Regions from separate parts of the Homo sapiens genome. Here region 2 is linked to region 1. Evidence: chromatin loops called from intact Hi-C (ENCODE). Cell type or tissue: CD4-positive, alpha-beta T cell. All regions are shown on one strand. Each heading gives the region's core, and the rest is flanking DNA. Links, peaks and the distances in the headings are about the cores only.

Region 1 (8,319 bases), core at 314-8,313:
TCCTCTGTGGCCCTCAGCCAAGGGATCATTTCAAGGGACCCCCAGCCCCACTCTGTCCCAGCCCCTCCTGTGGGGCCTTGCACACACGGGCACCCCTGAGACAGGCGAGGCCTGGACAGGTGCAGGAGGTGGGCCTGGAGCCGGTGGGTGGGGCTGGCTGGACGGCAGGTGGTCAGCGGGCGGCAGGCTCAGCTTGTCTCTGGCAGGAGGGCCCACGCCCTGTGTGCCAGGCTGCTGGGCCTCCCCGGACGGACCGGCTGCCCGAACCCCTCGGCTATGGCAAGCTTTCATGGTCTCTGCCTCCCTCGGTGTCAACACATGACATTGAGGTTAAAAATGTGCCAGGTGGATGAGTGACAGGCCTCCTTCACAGAAGGTGGCCACAGAAGCAACCTGCACATCTAAAGGCACGTGACAGCAGTCCAGTCCCCACGCAGTGAAGGGGCCCCATCCGCCCACCAAGAGGACAGGGTGCAGCAAGCCAGCTACCCCCTGAGTGCCCACTGCCTGCCCATGCCCTGCTGGGGGAAGAGGCAGCTGGGGGCCACCCGGCAGGGCTGACTGCATGGGACATACCCAGCTGTGCTTGCAGTCCCTGAGGAGGGCTGGCAGCCCCTTCAGGAGAAAGCGCAGCCACAGGATGGGATGCTGTGTGGACTCAGGTCCAGGGCTCCACCACACCCCAAGTCTCTCTGGCCCCCAACCTTACCCCATCCCACCCTGTGCCCGAGTTGGCATCATCCAATCTCCACTTGGCATCATCCAAGGTGCAGACTGGATGCAGATCATCCAGTCTGAGTTTTAGGAGACTTTGACAGGGGAGATGGCTGCGGTCTGGCAGGGGCCACACCAGGGGAAAGAAAGGCAGTGACAGGCACAGGCAGTGCCCCTGACAGAGGGGTGGCCTGGGAGGGGGGCTGTCAAGGGGGTTGCTGAAGGTATGGCAGGAAGACAGAGAGGCAGGACGGGGAGCGCCTTGCCCGAAGCTGAGTACAGGTGGCGGCTGTCCAGCAGGGGGAGGGAGGGGTCTCCATGATACTGAGTGGCAGAGGAAGGTGCTGGACACTGCCCCCACCCAGGAAATGGCCTGGCACCCCTGGGGTCCTAAACAAGCCAATCTCCCTCCTTGCCAGAGAGCAGGAGCTGGGGGCAGAATGAGGAGGCTGCTGGGTCCCCAGCATGGGTTGGGAGAGCCATCATTCTTGGAGGCCTGATAAGGGGTGGGAAGGGAGAGGGCCACCCTGAGACCCAGGCATACAGGACAGTCCACTGAGCCTGGGGTCACCAGGGGCACCTCACCCCCGGGACCCCCTGCAAGCCACCCGGGGTGAAGTGGCCCCAGGGCAGTGTGAGAATTCCACACCCCCCACCTGCCCGGCTGTGGGCTGCAGCCTCCCTCCTGGCCATCCCAGCAGCATCTGCAGCTGGGCCTATGCGGTGAGTCCACCTTAAGTGGGTTTGATCGGCCCGTGCACTGGTGAGAGCATGCTAATATTGGCTCCAATAAAGAGCAAATCAGGGCCCTAGTCGACGCGTCTTATCACACAGTCAGAACTGATGGCTGCAGAAGTCATAAAGATCCCATTTAATCTCGCGCCTATCTATCACGCGGCTGCCTTCATCCTCTTTGTGCCGGGGTAATATGTGCTCATTACAAAAGCAAAACAGATCTGGCATGAATAAACGCAGGATGAAGTGCTCACTCGGAAAGTGACAGCATGATCAGTGGCGGCAGTAATCGCAGAGAATCGCGGGCTAAATTATTCCATAACCGTGATTTGAGGGGACAGCCCAGAGCACCCCACAGCTGCCTGCAGCACAGCGACGTGTCCTGATAAAACATCCTTCCCAATTTACGGGGCCGCGCTTGACTAATCTGCCTCCGCGCGCACACTGTCTAATCATGCCATCAGCACCGCGAGAAGGGGCTCAATTGGGACTCCAATGAAAGGAGATTGGAAAACTACCCTCAATTGAAATTACATTTGTAAATGAGGCAGAGTTTTCTGTTCAGAGTGTGAACGTTACGGTAAATCTGCTCCAGAAAGTCGAAGAGGCGGCAGCGGTGGGCAGGCCGGGGACGCCGCAGGGGCGACTGGGACTGTGCCCCGGCTGGGGCCAGGGTCCACATTCTGGAGAGGTGCCCGGCACCATGCTGGCCCCTGGGGACAGCCCCAGGAGAGGAGAGGGGCTGTGGCGGAAGCCCGGAGAGTTGGGCCTAGTTTGTCAGACATCAGACTTCACTTCCCACTCTGTAAAATGGGGCGCAGGGCGGCCTCCTTGAGGGAGGGGGTAAGACAGAACGAGGGGTGAGTCAGAGCTTAGTTGGTCTCCTCTCTGCCTTCCAAGGGTGCCCCCGCCCCTCCCTCCCACACTGCACACTGTTCCCGGCCCCTCCCTCCCTCCAGCCCTCTGTGCATCTGGTAGTGTTCCGGGTCCTCTCTGAGGCAACTGAGCGGGTACGGTGGGGACAGGGGCACTTCCCGCACCAGGGTGTTGGGTCTGAGGCTGTCCTCGTGGTAGGGGAGGGCTGGACCCAGATCACCTGCCTGACCACGTGCCCAGGACATTGGCCAGGCACACTCACTGGGACACTGCAGGAGGGGAGCACACAGGGAGAGCAGAGGGGACCATGTGCCAGACGAATGGACCTGCCCCCTCCAGGACAGTGGCGAACCCAGGGGAAGGTGGCCTTGGGCCCTGGAGGTCCTCTCCCAGACAGAGGCAGGGCCTGTGCTCAGGGCTCAGGGATGGCCATGCGGACCCCGCCAGCAGACGGAGCCTGGACGCCAGCAGCTCCCGTGGCCACAGGGTGCGGGGTGGTAGGGGGGCTACTGCCTGCTGGTCTCACCTCGTGGACTGCTGGCCAGAGTGGCCCCAGCAGCAGCGGTGAGGTACCCAGCACCTCCTCAAAGGCCTTTATGTAAATCAAGTCCTAATTAGGCCATCCGGCGTTTGTGTAGAATATCATTTTTTTAATTACCAGCCCTGGGCAGGTTCCCCGGCTGCCTGTTGTGCGCCAATTACCATAAATCCCCCGGTAACAATTAACAATGTTGGAGCGAGCTGCATGTATTTCCAATGTTATAATTATGCGCGGCGCTCTTGTTAATTGGCCTATCTGACTCTGTACTTTTTATGCCGCTCATCTGCTCATTACCGCGGCCATTTAATTCAATTAGCACCTTAATTAGAGGGACAGCCTTGTCCAATGTCGGGGCCTTGTCAGGGAGCCGCCTGATGAGCAGAGACAAACACAGGCTCTGCCGGGACCAGGCAGCCGCAGGGCTGCGGGTCGGGGGCTGCAGGTGAGGGGCTGCGGGGGTGCAGGTGGGGGGCTGTGGGGGTGCTGCCCGGGGATGCTCTGGGGGTTCTCCCCATGCCCTTGACCTGGCTGCCCTTGCAGGCCGGGGTGAGCAGCCACAGCACGATTCCTGCCTGCGATTCCTGCCTGCCCTGAGCGCCTTCCCCTGCCACGACCTTCAGGCGCCTGGGAAGGTCTGCAGTCCTGGCTGTCAACACCCCCAGGCCCCCCCCAAGCCTGGACACGGCCCCCAGACCGGCACGATGTCCAGGCTAGGTTTTGTTTTGTGCCAGTCTATTGAAATCGCTATTCCCTGCCTATTAATTCTCCTAATTAGAATTAAATGAAGCATGCTAAATTGCTAGATTAACCAATAATTAAGCAGCCACTGCACTAAAACTGAACACCCCGGGTGGCCTGCACCCCGTCTGCGTGCAAGTGCCAGGGGCGGGCGTGCCAGGCAGGAGGGGCCGACCAGCCTTGGGGACAGCGGTGCGTGCGCTAGTGCCCGCACCCGGTGTGTAGAAGGGCGCGAGCGTTGGCGTGAGAGCCGGTGTGGCCTGGAAGCTCTGCAGGAACGTGTGGGGGTAGGAGGTGAGGGGACCCTCAGTTACGGGGAGAGGGCATCACACGGGCCTTGCTGGGGGCAGAAGATTTGTCGTGAGCGCGACAGACCCACTAGACTCTGCAGGTCCCCATGGGAAGCGCCCTGCCCTCCACGCCCACCTACGAGGTCGCGACCCCCCTACCCCGAACCGCCCTCTGCAGACAACGAGGCTCGGAGGAGGCAAGCAGCGAACCAAAGCTCCCACCGTCACCAGGGAAGGGAGGGGAGGGCAGGGCAGGGAAGGGGCGGAGGAGGGGAGAGAAGAGGGGGAGAGGAGAGAAGAGGGGGAGGGGAGAGAAGAGGGGGAGGGGAGAGAAGAGGGGGAGGGGAGAGAAGAGGGGGAGGGGAGAGAAGAGGGGGAGGGGAGAGAAGAGGGGGAGGGGAGAGAAGAGGGGGAGGGGAGAGAAGAGGGGGAGGAGAGGGGTCGCCTCTCGAGGCAGAGCAGGCGGGAAAGGGCGCGGCCCGGCTGCGACACCCCTAGGCCCCCCACCCCCGCAGGCGCAGAGCCGGGGCGCTCCCCCCATTGCACCGCCCGCCCTCCAGGCCGGAATCGAGGTCCCCTTCCCAGCGCTGCTGGACGCCCCTCCCGAGCGCTCCCGAATCCGACCAGCCCGGAGGCGGCTGCGCCTCCAGGGGCTCCCGTCAGGCCCCTGCCCCCCCTGCCCTCCCTGCCCTGGCGCGCCCCCGCCCCTAGCCGCCATCCCCGCCCGAGGGTCCCAGCCAGAGCCCCGGCCCCCGGCCCCGCCCGCGCCTGCTGGGCGCCCCCTGGTGGCCTCGGCTGGGCCCTGCCGCTGCGCCCACGGCCCTCGTGGGAGGCCCCTCCCTACCCCGGCCGCCCTCGGGCCCCCACGGTCTACTACCCCATGGGGACCGGCATGTCAAGCCCCTGCGTGGGCGCCTGCGCCACCCCCCCGCCCTCCGCACTCGCCCCCTTGTCCCAGCCCCGCGTCCTGGGGAGGAGGCTTGGGCCGCAGCCCAGCACCCAGAAGTGCAACGCGCACGGGTGGGGCCAGGCTCGAGTCAGCCGGTGACGCAGCCTCTGTGTGACCAGGGCGGATGGCCCGACCTCTCTGAGCCCCCGTTTCCCCGCCTGTAAAAGGGGGTGGGGCTGCCTCCCAGCGCCGCTGCGAGGCGTGAGTGAGTTACGACTCAGAACGCCCAGGTCCGAGGTGAGCACACGCGACACCCGCGAGCCACGGCCACGCGTGTCCCCAGGGCGCCTCCCGCCACGGGCTGGCCAGGAGTGTCCGCGCTGTGGGGATACGAAGGGGCGCGGCCCCAGCGCTGCGGGGCCCGCAGGGAGGGCGCAGGGGCCGAGCATCCGCCCCGGGGCATCCACCCATCAGGCCTCGCCGTAAACTTCCTCCTAACAGCCGCTCCTGCAGCCGGAAGATATTGACTCGAAGGAGAAACAATGGCAGGAATAAAATAAAAATAAAAAAGTTAATTATCCTTTGTGTTTGTAATTTAATTAAAGATGCAGTAAAGTTTTACTGTTTTTCCAGGTGATGATGTTTAGAGCCCCGAGAAGCTATTTGTGCTGGTGAGATTAAAGTGCATTTTAAAATGTTCCTCCAGTACTTTCACATTTGTTGATAGATTTTTAAATTAAACTTTAAATTGTAATCTAAATTACCTCCAACAATTCATGGTCCCTGTAATGAACTCCCACCGTTCCCGCTGTCATCCGTCGATGATGGAGTGCGAGCCGGGAGCTGCAGCCCCGCGGCCGCCGAACCAACCGCGGAGGCCAGGCAGCCTCGCCCCAGGGACCCCGCCCACGGCGCCCTACACCGGCGGCCAGTCAGGGAGGCCAACGCCGCGAGACGGAAGCAGCCATACCCCGCGGGCCACCAGTGTGGCCAGAAAAGATCTGCAGGGATGTGAGGGCAGCTCAGAGCTGAGATCTAAGGCTGGGGCAGAACCGGACGGCGCAACAAGCTAGGGAGAAAGCATCCCCGGCGCGGGGTGCACGGAGCCCCAGACCCCACCCGCCTCCCGCCCGGACCCCGCCTCCACTCAGGGAGCCGGGCCCCACCTCCCGCCCTAGGCCCCGCCTCCTACCTCGGGCCCCACCTCCCGCCTAGGCCCTGCCTCCTGCCCAGGCCCTGCCCCCAACTCAGGGCCCCGCCTCCCGCCCAGGCCACGCCTCCCACTGAGGACCCTGCCTCCCGCTCAGGGACCCGCCTCCTGCCCGAGCCCTCCCTCCCTCCCAGGTCCTGCCTCCCGTCCAGGTCCCCGCCTCCCACTCAAGGCCCCGCCTCCCACCCAGGCCCCGCCTCCCACTCAAGGCCCCGCCTCCCACCCAGGTCCCCCCCTCTAACCTGGGCCACGGCTCCCACTCAGGGCCCCGCCTCCCACCCAGGCACCGCCTCTCACCCAGGCCCCGCCTCCACTCAGGGCCCCGCCTCCCACCCAGGCCCCCCCTCTAACCTGGGCCACGGCTCCCACTCAGGGCCCCGCCTCCCACCCAGGCACCGCCTCTCACCCAGGCCCCGCCTCCACTCAGGGCCCCGCCTCCCACCCAGGCCCCCCCTCTAACCTGGGCCACGGCTCCCACTCAGGGCCCCGCCTCCCACCCAGGCACCGCCTCTCACCCAGGCCCCGCCTCCACTCAGGGCCCCGCCTCCCACCCAGGCCCCCCCTCTAACCTGGGCCACGGCTCCCACTCAGGGCCCCGCCTCCCACCCAGGCACCGCCTCTCACCCAGGTCCCGCCTCCACTCAGGGCCCCGCTTCCCACTCAGAGCCCCACCTCTGCTCAGGGCCCCGCCTGCGGCCCAGGCCCCGCCCCTCACCCTGGCCTCGCCTCCTGTGGTCTTGCATGCCACAGTTGCTCAGACCAGACTTTCATCATAATGTCCCCTCCCTTACAGAAGTAGAAGTTAAAGACAAAACCAATTTTGAGTTTCCAATTTTCTCCAAATGTTCTAGAAATCGGTCATTTTCTTAAATATTTAACTGTTACCTGAATTTTCTCTTCCTCGTGGTCCTGCATATCTGGAATATTACTGGCAAAACCCAATTAGACTTTTAAGACATGTATGTGTTTCTAAGCAGGCCAAATATCTTTTTTTGTTTTGTTTTGTTTTTAAGACAGAGCTTTGCTCTTGTCGCCCAGGCTGGAGTGCAATGGGGCAGTCTTGGCTCACTGCGACCTCTGCCTCTGGGTTCAAGCAATTCTCCTGCCCAGGCTCCCAAGTAACTGGGATTACAGGCACCCGCCACCATACCCAGCTAATTTTTATATTTTTAGTAGAGACAGGGTTTCTCCATGTTGCCCTGGCTGGTCTCGAACTCCTGACCTCAGGTGATCTGCCCTCCTCATCCTCCCAAAGTGCTGGGATTACAGGCTTGAGCCACCATGCCCAGCATTTTTTTTTTTTGATATAGGGTCTTGCTCTGTCATCTGGGTGTGAGTGCAGTGGTGTGATCACAGCTCACTGCAGCCTCCTCCAACTCCTGAGCTCAAGTGATCCTCCTGCCTTGGCCTCCCAAAGTGCTGGGATTACAGGTGTGAGCCATCACTCCCCACCCAAAATTTCTTTACATCAGCCACACAGAGCTCCTTGACTACTTGAAGGCAGCACATGGCAAACAGCCGAACCTTGTCAGCAATCCAAGAAATGAGCTTTAGGACAGCAAGGAGACGCCATTCTCATGTCACGTTTCAGCGTTTACTACTGATATGATAAGAAGGGTCCCTGCCGTGGGGGCAGTGTGGCAGGGCAGATGCTCTGTGACCTATACTCCAGCCAGGCCACGGCCATCAGGGCATGCTGCCTAGCAGGGCTGGACAGAGTCCACGGCGTTCCTCCTGGACCCAGCTGAACGACACTCCCCTCCCTGCCACGGACGTCACCACCACCCCGCGGGGAAAGACCAGAAGGGCAGGGAGTGAGCCAGTGCCATGTATGCCACCTACACAGACCCAAGAGAGAGTGGACGGGAGGCCCTGCACCCTGCACCCAGGCTGGGAAGACCAGGAGGAGGCTGGCGGCCCTGGCTGAGACCCCATTTGGAGGCTGACCTTGGCCTCAGAGAGCCACCCAGCCCGAGATCAGTCCTCTCCCGCCTGCGATCTCAGCACTTTGGGAGGCCGAGGCGGGAGGAGCTCTTGAGCCCAGGAGTTCAAGACCAGCCTGGGCAAAATGGTGAGACCCCATCTCTACAAAAACAAAAATTAGCCAGGTGTGTGGTGGCGCACATCTGTAGTCCTAGCTACTAGAGAGGGTGAGACAGGAGGATCACTGGAGCCCAGGAGGTCGAGTCTGCCATGAACTATGTTCCCCACTGCACTCCAACATGGGCAACAGAGTGAGACCCTGTCTCAACTAAAGCAAAACAAAAAATAGCTACATATATAGGCAGGATCCAGAGAAAAACCTTGGGATTGGATTTCTAGGTCC
Region 2 (8,319 bases), core at 205-8,204, 290 kb after region 1:
GCCTGTCTCCAAATTTTCCCTTTTTATAAGGATACAGTCATATTGGATTAGGGCCCACCCTAATGACCACATTTTAACTTGATTACTTCTGGAAAGACCCTCATCCCCAAATGAGACCACATTCTGAGGTACTGGGAGTTAAGACTTCAATGTATCTTTTTTCTTAACTAATAAAGTTTAATTTTTATATATTTATTTTTTCAGACAGAGTCTCGCTCTGTTGCCCAAGTTGGAGTACAGTGGCATGATCTCGGCTCACTGCAACCACCACCTCCTGGGTTCAAGCAATTCTCCTGCCTCGGCCTCCAGAGTAGCTGGGATTACAAGCACGCACCACTGTGCCCAGCCCAATTTTTGCATTTTTAGTAGAGACTGGGTTTCACCATGTTGGCCAGGCTGGTCTCGAACTCCTGACCTCAGGTGATCCGCCCGCCTTGGTCCCAAAGTGCTGGGATTAACAGGGGTGAGCCACTGCGCCCAGCCTAAAGTTTAATTTTTAGAGCAGTTTTAGGTATACAGCAAAATAGAGCAGAAAGTGCACCCAGGTCCCATATAGCCCCTTCTCACCCACACACCCAGCCTCCCCCATCATCCGCATTCCCCACTAGAGTAGTATATTTCTTGTAATCAGTGAACCCACATTGTCACGTCATGATCACTGAAAATCCGGTTTTGGGTTCACTCTTGGTGCTGTACGTTCTTGTATCCACTGTTACAGTGTCACACAGAGTATTTTCACTGTCCTAAATATCATCTGTGCTCTGCCTACTCATCCCTCCCTGCCCTAACCCCTGGCTAATCTTTTTATTGTCTCCATAGTTTTGCCTTTTCCAGAATGTCATGGAGTTGGAATCACACAAGTTTGTAGCCCTTTCAGATTGGCTTCTTAGTCAGTTTTCTGTTGCTTATAGCAGACTACCTGAAACTGGGTGATTCATAAAGAAAATGAATTTATTTACTTATTTTTGAGACAGGGTCTCACTCTGTTGCCCAGGCTGGAGTGCAGTGGCAGTGGCACAGTCATGGCTCACTCAGCCTCAACCTCCCGAGCTCAGGTGATCCTCCCACCCAGCCTCCTGAATAGCTGGGACTACAGGCATGTACCACCACACCCAGCTGATTTTGTAGTTTTTTTTTTTTTTTTTTTTTATAGAGATGGAGTTTTGTCATGTTGCCCAGGGTGGTCTCAAACTCCTGAGCTCAAGGGATCCCCCATCTCAGCTTCCCAAAGTGCTGGGATTACAGGCGTGAGTCACTGTGCCTGGCCGGAATTTATTTCTTACAGTTATGGAGATTGGGAAGTTCAAGGTCCAAGAGGTGTGTCTGATGAGAGCCTTCTTGCTGGTGTGGACTCTCTGAAGCTTCCCAGGCGTCCCATGACAAGGGGGCTGAGCATACTAACTGCTAGCCCAGGTCTCTCTACCTCTTGTTATTTTTATTTTGAGAGATGGGGTCTTGCTGTATTCAAACTCCTGGGCTCAAGCAGTCGTCCCCCCTCAGCCTGCTGAGTAGTTGAGATTACGCCCTGATAATGAGGATCTTCTTTTCACGTGCATCCTTGCCATCTGGGTATCTACTTTGGGGAGGCGTCTGTGGAGGTCTTTTGTCCACTTTACTATAGACAGGGTCACATTCTGTTGCCCAGATTGGAATGCAGTGGTGCAATCACAGCTTGCTGTAGCCTCATGTAACTCTTGGGCTCAGGAGATCCTTCTGTCTCAGCCTCCTGAGTAGCTGAGACTACAGGCATGCACCACCATGCCCAGCTGTTTTTTTATTTTTTTGTAGAGATAGGATTTCAATGTTGATCAGGCTGGTTTCAAACTCCTAGCCTTAAGGGATCCTCCTGCCTTGGCCTCCCAAAATGCTGGGATTACAGGTGTAAGCCACTGCCTTTTTGTCCACTTTTTAAGACGAGGTCTTGCTATGTTGTCCTGGCTGAAGCGCAGTGGCTATTCACAGGTGCAGTCCCACTACTGATCAGCATGGGAGTTTTGACCTGCTCTGTTTCTGACCTGGGCTGGCTCCCCCCTCCTCAGGCAACCTGGTGGTTCCCAGCTCCTGGGAAGTCACCATACTGATGGCAAACTTAGTGCAGACACCTGACTGGCATAGCCCAGAACTAAATGATCCACCTGCCTCGGATTTCCAAATAACTAGAACTACAGGTGTGAGCCACTGTGCCTGGCTTATTCACTTTTTGTTATTTTTTATTTTTTGAGACAGTCTTGCTCTGTCACCCAGGCTAGAGTGCAGTGGCATGATCTCGGCTCACTGCAACCTCCACTTCCCGGGTTCAAGTGATTCTCCTGCCTCAGCCTCCTGAATAGTTGCGATTACAGATGCCCGTCACTATGCCTGGCTAATTTTTGTATTTTTTTTTAGTAGAGACGGGGTTTCACCATGTTAGCCAGGCTGGTCTCGAACTCCTGACCTCAGGCGATCCACCTGTCTCGGCCTTCCAAAGTGCTTGTATTAAAGGTGTGAGCCACCATGCCTGGCACTGGCCGTAATTTTAAAAATTCATTTATTTGTTTGGTGATAGAGACGAGGTCTTGCTATGTTGCCCAGTCTGGTCTCCAACTCCTGGGCTCAAGCAATCCTTTCACTTTGGCCTCCCACAGTGCTGGCTCACACTTCTCACAGGTGTGAGCCACTGGCCTTGGCTCCATTTTGAATTAATTTTTGTTAAGGGTGTAAAGTCTGTGTCTAGCCTGATTTTTTTTTGCATGTGGACATCCAGTTGTTCCAGCACCATTTGTCGAAAAGACTGTCTTTTCTCCATTCCATTTCCTAGAGTCAAGCTCAGCTGACTCCATTATGTGGTCTATATCCGGGTTCTCTATTCTGTTCATGGATCTATTTGTGTATTTTTCCACCAGTACCACAATGTCTCAATTACTGTAGCCTTATAGTAAGTCTTGCAGCAACCCTTGTTTTTTTGGGGGGGCCACAACTCAACCCATACAGGGGCCCAGCACCTGTGAAGGGACAGCAGCGGAGGCGGCGCGGGAGAGGAAGAGGAGGTGAACTGTGGCCACTCCTTGGTGGCTGGAGGTGGGTCCGGGGAGGCAGGACCTGGGCTGAGGTGTCGTTCTATAGCCCGGGTAGCGCACTTTCACAAAGCTCTCCTTGACCAAACTCTCGCCAGGCTCCCCTGGGCCCGCTTCTCAGCGAGGGCTCAAGCTGGGCCTGTAAAGCTCGAGCAGACACTAAGGCTCAAGGCCGAAGGTGTTCCCGGCTCCCTGAACCTGCGTGACAGAAAACCCAAGGCCGCCGGCTCCGGCAGCACCTGGAGGCAGGAGCCGAACTTCCATGGGCGGCGGGCAGCAAATCACACCGGCTTCAACCGCCCGGCCCGCCCACTTTTTGCAGCGTCTGACTTCCCCGCTCGCCCGCGCCGCTTCCTCCTCCTCCCTGTGCCGCACGCAGTCGCCCGCGCCACCCCCTGAAGCCCGGCTCTACCGCAGCGGCGCTGGGGTAGCGCCCCTGGACCAGGCGTCCTCCCCTCGCGAGCGGTCCTCCCGCAGCCGCGCCCAGCTCCGGGTCGGACCCTCGCCCGGGGGACTCGTTCACGCCCTGCGGCCGTTAGGCGGGAAGAGCACGACGCCCTGCCCTGCCCCGTCGTGGCGTCTGACCCTCTCCGCCACGTCTGTTCTGAGGCTCCGGGCCCGCCACGGCGGGGCCTCTGCGGCGGTTTCCCCACCCGTCCCCGCACTGCCGCTCCGCGAGGCGGACGCCGCTAGCAGCCTCCCGCGGGCCCCAGGCCCCGCGCCCCTCTCACGGGACAGGAGCTTGGGGACCCGCGCGGGCGGGCCGCGCGCCCAACGCCAGCCTCCGCGGCCGCGCGCCCACGGCTCGGGGGCGCCGGCTCCGGACGGTGATTGGGCGCGGATCGTGACGTCACTGAGCGCGGCGCCCGCGGGCGCCGGGTCTGGGCCGGGTGCGCGCCGCCGAGTAGCGGGAGCAGGGCGCGCGCCCGGCGCTACTCTGAGGCGGCTCGCGGGGCCCGCGGCCCGGCCCTCCCGGCGCTGCCAGCCCCGCCCGCCCGCGCGGCCCCCACCCGCCGCGTGCCTGCCCGCCCCGCCCGTGCGCGGCCCCGGCGCGGATTTGAAAAGCCCGGTCCGCGGGCCCCGCGAGCGCGGCAGCCAATCAGCGGCGCGCACTTTTCCCGCGGCTTCTGCGAGGCGGCGGCGGCCCCGGCTGCGGCGGCGGCGGCGGGCGGGAGGCGCGGGGGCGGGGTCGGCGCCGCGCGCGAGAGCCTCGGCCTGGCCGCGCTGCGCCCGCCGCCGCCGCCGCCCCCTCCCCGCCTGGGCCCTACCGCCGCACGGCCCCGGCCCCCTCCCAGCCTGCCGCTCCGGAGAGCCGCCCGCCGAGGATGCGACGCACCGCAGGTCACTGGGGCGCCCGCCCAACAGTCGCGGGCCGCCAACCGCCGGGGCTGGGGCCGGGAGGCCGGGCTGTGGGAGGCCTGAGGGGCGGCGGGGAGGACCGCGGAGGCCTGAGGGGGCGGGAGCGCCGGGAGGAGTGGGGGCACTGAGGAGGCCTGAGGGGCCGGCTCAGGGGCTGGGGGACCGGGAGGCCGGGCGGCCTGAGAGGGTCGTGGGGACCGCGAGGACCGCGGAGGCCTGAGGGCCGGCGGGAGGACCGGGCGGACCGCGGAGGCCGGGACGAGTCCGGGCAGGGGAGGGGCGGCGGCCTGCGGGCGGCGGCGGCTAACGGGGCCGGGCGGGCGGGCGCGGCCATGTTGGGCCCGGCCGGGCCCTGCGGCTGCACCTGTGCCCGGCCCGGCCGAGGCGGCCGCCTTTGTTCCCGCGGCGCCGAGCGGGTCGGGCCGGCCTTTGTGCGGCGCCCCCGGTCCGGGGCGGCCGCGGTGGGAGGGGCAGGTTGGGGTCCCGGGGCCGGCGCCGGGGCCAGGGGTCGGGCCGAGGGTCGCTTTTTGTTTGCAGGCGGTGTCTGGCGTTGACACTCGCGGCGCCCGGGCGTTGGTCAGCGCGGACGCTCCCCCGGGAAGCCGGGCCGCGGTCCGGCCCTTGGCAGGTGGAGGCGGGGGTGAGCCGGGTGTGGGTACCCTGCTGGGGGGCTGCGCGCCCTCGGCGTCCGGGCCTCCGCCTGGGATGTTCCCCTCGCCCCAGGATGCAGATTGATAGTCCTTGAAGCCTCAGTGCATGAGATGGGACCTGGCGACTTAATGGCTGGTTTTGCTCCACTCACAGGAACCGTGGTTTAAAATCTCGGCGTTTAAAAAATGCTGGTCTTAAGTTTCGGTAGAAATAAAATGGATGAGGGTATTGTATAGGACCCATTGCAGCACGAATCTTTCTGTGCCCACGATGGGCTTTGACATTCAAGTGGAAACATAGTATCAAAACTGATGTGGTGACGTTAATCGTTTTTAGGTAGATAACGTGTATTTTGTGTGTGTGTGTGTGTGTGTGTGTGTGAGAGAGAGAGAGAGAGAGAGAGAGAGAGAGAGAGAGAGAGAGAGCGCGCAGACCCTGTGAAGACAAGACTAATTGGATAAAGTTCAGGCCTGGCTCAGGAGCAGCTCTTCAGTGCTACCCACCTGCTTCACAGACTTTCAAGCCTTGATTTTTAAATGAGTTAAACGCCAGCATCACGCATGGGTTATATTCACTCTATTTTGTGTATTTCAAATATCAACGTGGAAAATAACTTAGGAGCCATCCCATTTATGAACTTGGGACTTAAACTTTTTAATTTTCCCAAAATGTTTTAAGTGCCCTAGTTACGTATTTAAATGTGATGAGAACAACAATATTTTAAAGAGCAGAACGCCAACAACATAAAGCAAACAAGTTCTGTGAGCACAGCCTTTCCTTGTGTACTTGATGTGTGCTCTCATTCCCCACAACTGATGGTGGTTCAAATCTAAACTGCCAAATGGAGATGAAGAGGACTCATGCTTTAAGCACGATTACTTTGAGTCATTTCCTTTTCTTTCCTTCCATTTTCTCAGCCACCCAAACCCAGCAACCTTCAGTTTTGGGCTGATGGTTGGTAGAGTGAGGACTTACTGCACAATTTTGAGTTTGTGTAAGCTTTTGTGAAGAGCTCTGATCTCAGTACAAAAATTGTCCTCTCCTGACTGCATTAATACCAGAGTCTGGCCTCTGATTATAACAGTAAAGATTTTATTTTAAGAGTATGAGGTAATTAACTGAGAATTTGAAAGAATGATGGACAATTTATCGTATCTATTCGTATGTAACATATAAACTAATATAACTTTTGGAGCCATGCACAACAAAATTATAAGGTCAGCAGGCTGCAGGTGCGACTTGCTTTGTTTCTATGCAATCAGCTTATCCAGGGCTTTCAAACCAGTACTTGCTGAAGTGTGCGGACCCAAATGAAGCATTAAGCAGAGTCCTAGAATGAGTCAGGAAGATAATCTGAATAGGTAGAAGACAACCCACTCCTCCTAATCCTGTGGGGCTTACATGGGTACAGCCTTCTGCCTATTCAGATTATCTTCTCCTTCTAAAAGTAATCAAATCTTACAAAGTTTACTCACATGGCAGAATGTGAACTTTTTTTGTTTGAAGATTCAGTGTAAAACATGCAAAAGTAGCTGGAATTAGGCTTACTAAGCTACAGGATTCTCTTTACCAAGCAAGAACTTAAAAGAAGTGCTAAGATGGTGCTGAAGTTCATAATCCAAACGTATTTTGTCCTGTGCTATTTATTTATTTTTAGAGACAGGGTCTCTCTATGTGGCCCAGGCTTGAGTGCAGTGGCTATTTCAGAGGAGAGCAATCATGGTGCACTTCAGTCCCAAACTCTTGGGCTCAAGTGATTCTCCCGCCTCAGCCTCCTGAGTAGTGGTTACTACAGGCACACTCAGCCTTCCTGGCTCTGCCCTGTCCTTTTTAGCTGGGCAAGTGGGCAAATAACCTTTCTAAGTAAATAATTAATCAGCAGCAACAGAAGCCATAAGGCTTTTTACTCATATATTCTGATCTACGTGTTTGGTTTTGCCTTTTTGTTTTTGTTTTGTTTTTTGGTGGGCTGCTCATGGCCATAGAATGCATACAACTTTGGATAAGCATTTTAGTCTTCTGAGCCTCAGTCTCTTGTTTTGCTTGATTGTAGTAAGTGTGACCTTGTTCTCCAAATACGTGGTACCATGTCCTGACTCCAGGCCTTTGTGTGGGCTGTTCTTGGGTGTGGACTACCTGCCACCTGTCCTTCCTCTTTGAGCATAATTCATGGCTTTTTAATGGCCACTTGTGACCTTTCTCCCCTGTTGGGTTAACTCTTAGAGGTAGGACTCTGTCATTGCCTTGGGCAGCATTGCCTCTGCTGGTGCATTCTCATGGCATACACTCAGTAAGTGCCGAATAAATGGGTATATGGCTTAGGGTAAACAAACAGCCCATTTTAATGCCGATATCTGGCCTGTTTGCCTCTCTGTTTTGTAAGTAATGGAGCATCTGGGAGAAGAAGCTGAGTCTAGAAAGGAAATGGCTTGGCTAAGGTCACTCTGAAACATTGCAAGTATATAAGTCCAACAAGTAGTAGAACAGATCTGTACTACCACCAAGATGGAGCAAGAAATCTACCTCGTCAATTTCTCTATCCTTGGTGAAGATAAAAAAATATAAAGTACACAGAATACGAAAGAGGAGATGACATGGGGGCTTTAGAGGATTAGGCTTGTATTTGTAAACTGTATGATTTGCTAATTCCTTTTTAATGAATGGTTATTTACAGCGAGTACTTTGGGGGAGAAAAAGACTTGTGTTGGTAACCCAGGGACTCTAGCATTTTATATTTGTCTATTGGTTGCAATATTGCTCTTTTCTTTTGAGATAGGGTCTCACCTGTTACCTGGTGTGGAGTGCAGTGGTTCAATCATAGCTCACTGTAACCTGGCACTCCTGGGCTCAAGCTTTCCTCCCAGCTCATTCTCCTAAGTAGTTAGGACTACAGGCAGATGCCACCATGCTTGGCTAATTTTAAAATTTTTTATGGAGTCAGTCTTGCAGTGTTTGGGCTGGTCTCTGTAACTCCTGGCCTCAAGTGATCCTCCTGCCTTGGCCTCCCAAAGTACTGGGATTACAAGTGTGAACCACTGTGCCCGGCCAAGTTGCAGTATAGCTTTTTACTTTTTTTTTTTTTTTTTTTGGGACAGGGTTTTGCTGTGTTACCCAGGTTAGAGTGGAGTCATATGATCACGGCTCATTGCAGCCTTGATCACCTGGGCTCAATCGATCCTCCTACCTCAGCCTCCTGAGTAGCTGGGACAACAGGCATGTGCCACCATGCCTGGCTAATTTTTGTGTTTTATACAGA

Evidence for each region. A loop is a pair of places that touch in the nucleus more often than their neighbours do. Peaks named below come from ENCODE experiments on the same cell type or tissue, not always from the same donor. Only the 100,000 strongest peaks of a DNase experiment are listed, where the experiment ranks them.
Region 2: it touches region 1 in a loop (17-fold over the local background); 2 of 110 quality-filtered maps call a loop at or near these places.

Annotation. Positions count from the first base shown.
Region 1 is chr4:1,574,611-1,582,929 of GRCh38, forward strand. It overlaps a transcript of FAM53A not described here. Among named protein-coding and RNA genes, the nearest start is that of FAM53A, 110 kb to the right of the region's middle. RefSeq lists enhancers at 1,650-2,523, 2,524-3,397, 3,398-4,270 and silencers at 4,652-4,931, 5,729-5,788, 5,969-6,178, 6,552-6,778, 6,595-6,754. In CD4-positive, alpha-beta T cell, for the core only: CTCF peaks have their summits at 4,688 (motif pointing left) and 4,890; DNase peaks (open chromatin) are centred at 4,011, 4,961, 6,061, 6,671 and 1 weaker place; H3K4me3 peaks cover 1,916 bases.
Region 2 is chr4:1,867,149-1,875,467 of GRCh38, forward strand. NSD2 (nuclear receptor binding SET domain protein 2) reads left to right here and starts at 4,245. Exons shown (of 22, transcript NM_001042424.3): 1 at 4,245-4,394. It also overlaps the pseudogene RN7SL671P. RefSeq lists an enhancer at 3,174-3,675 and silencers at 3,409-3,668, 3,699-3,928, 3,979-4,678. In CD4-positive, alpha-beta T cell, for the core only: no CTCF peak of the experiment used is centred there; DNase peaks (open chromatin) are centred at 3,403, 4,003, 5,333 and 5,903; H3K4me3 peaks cover 3,026 bases; H3K27ac peaks cover 2,341 bases.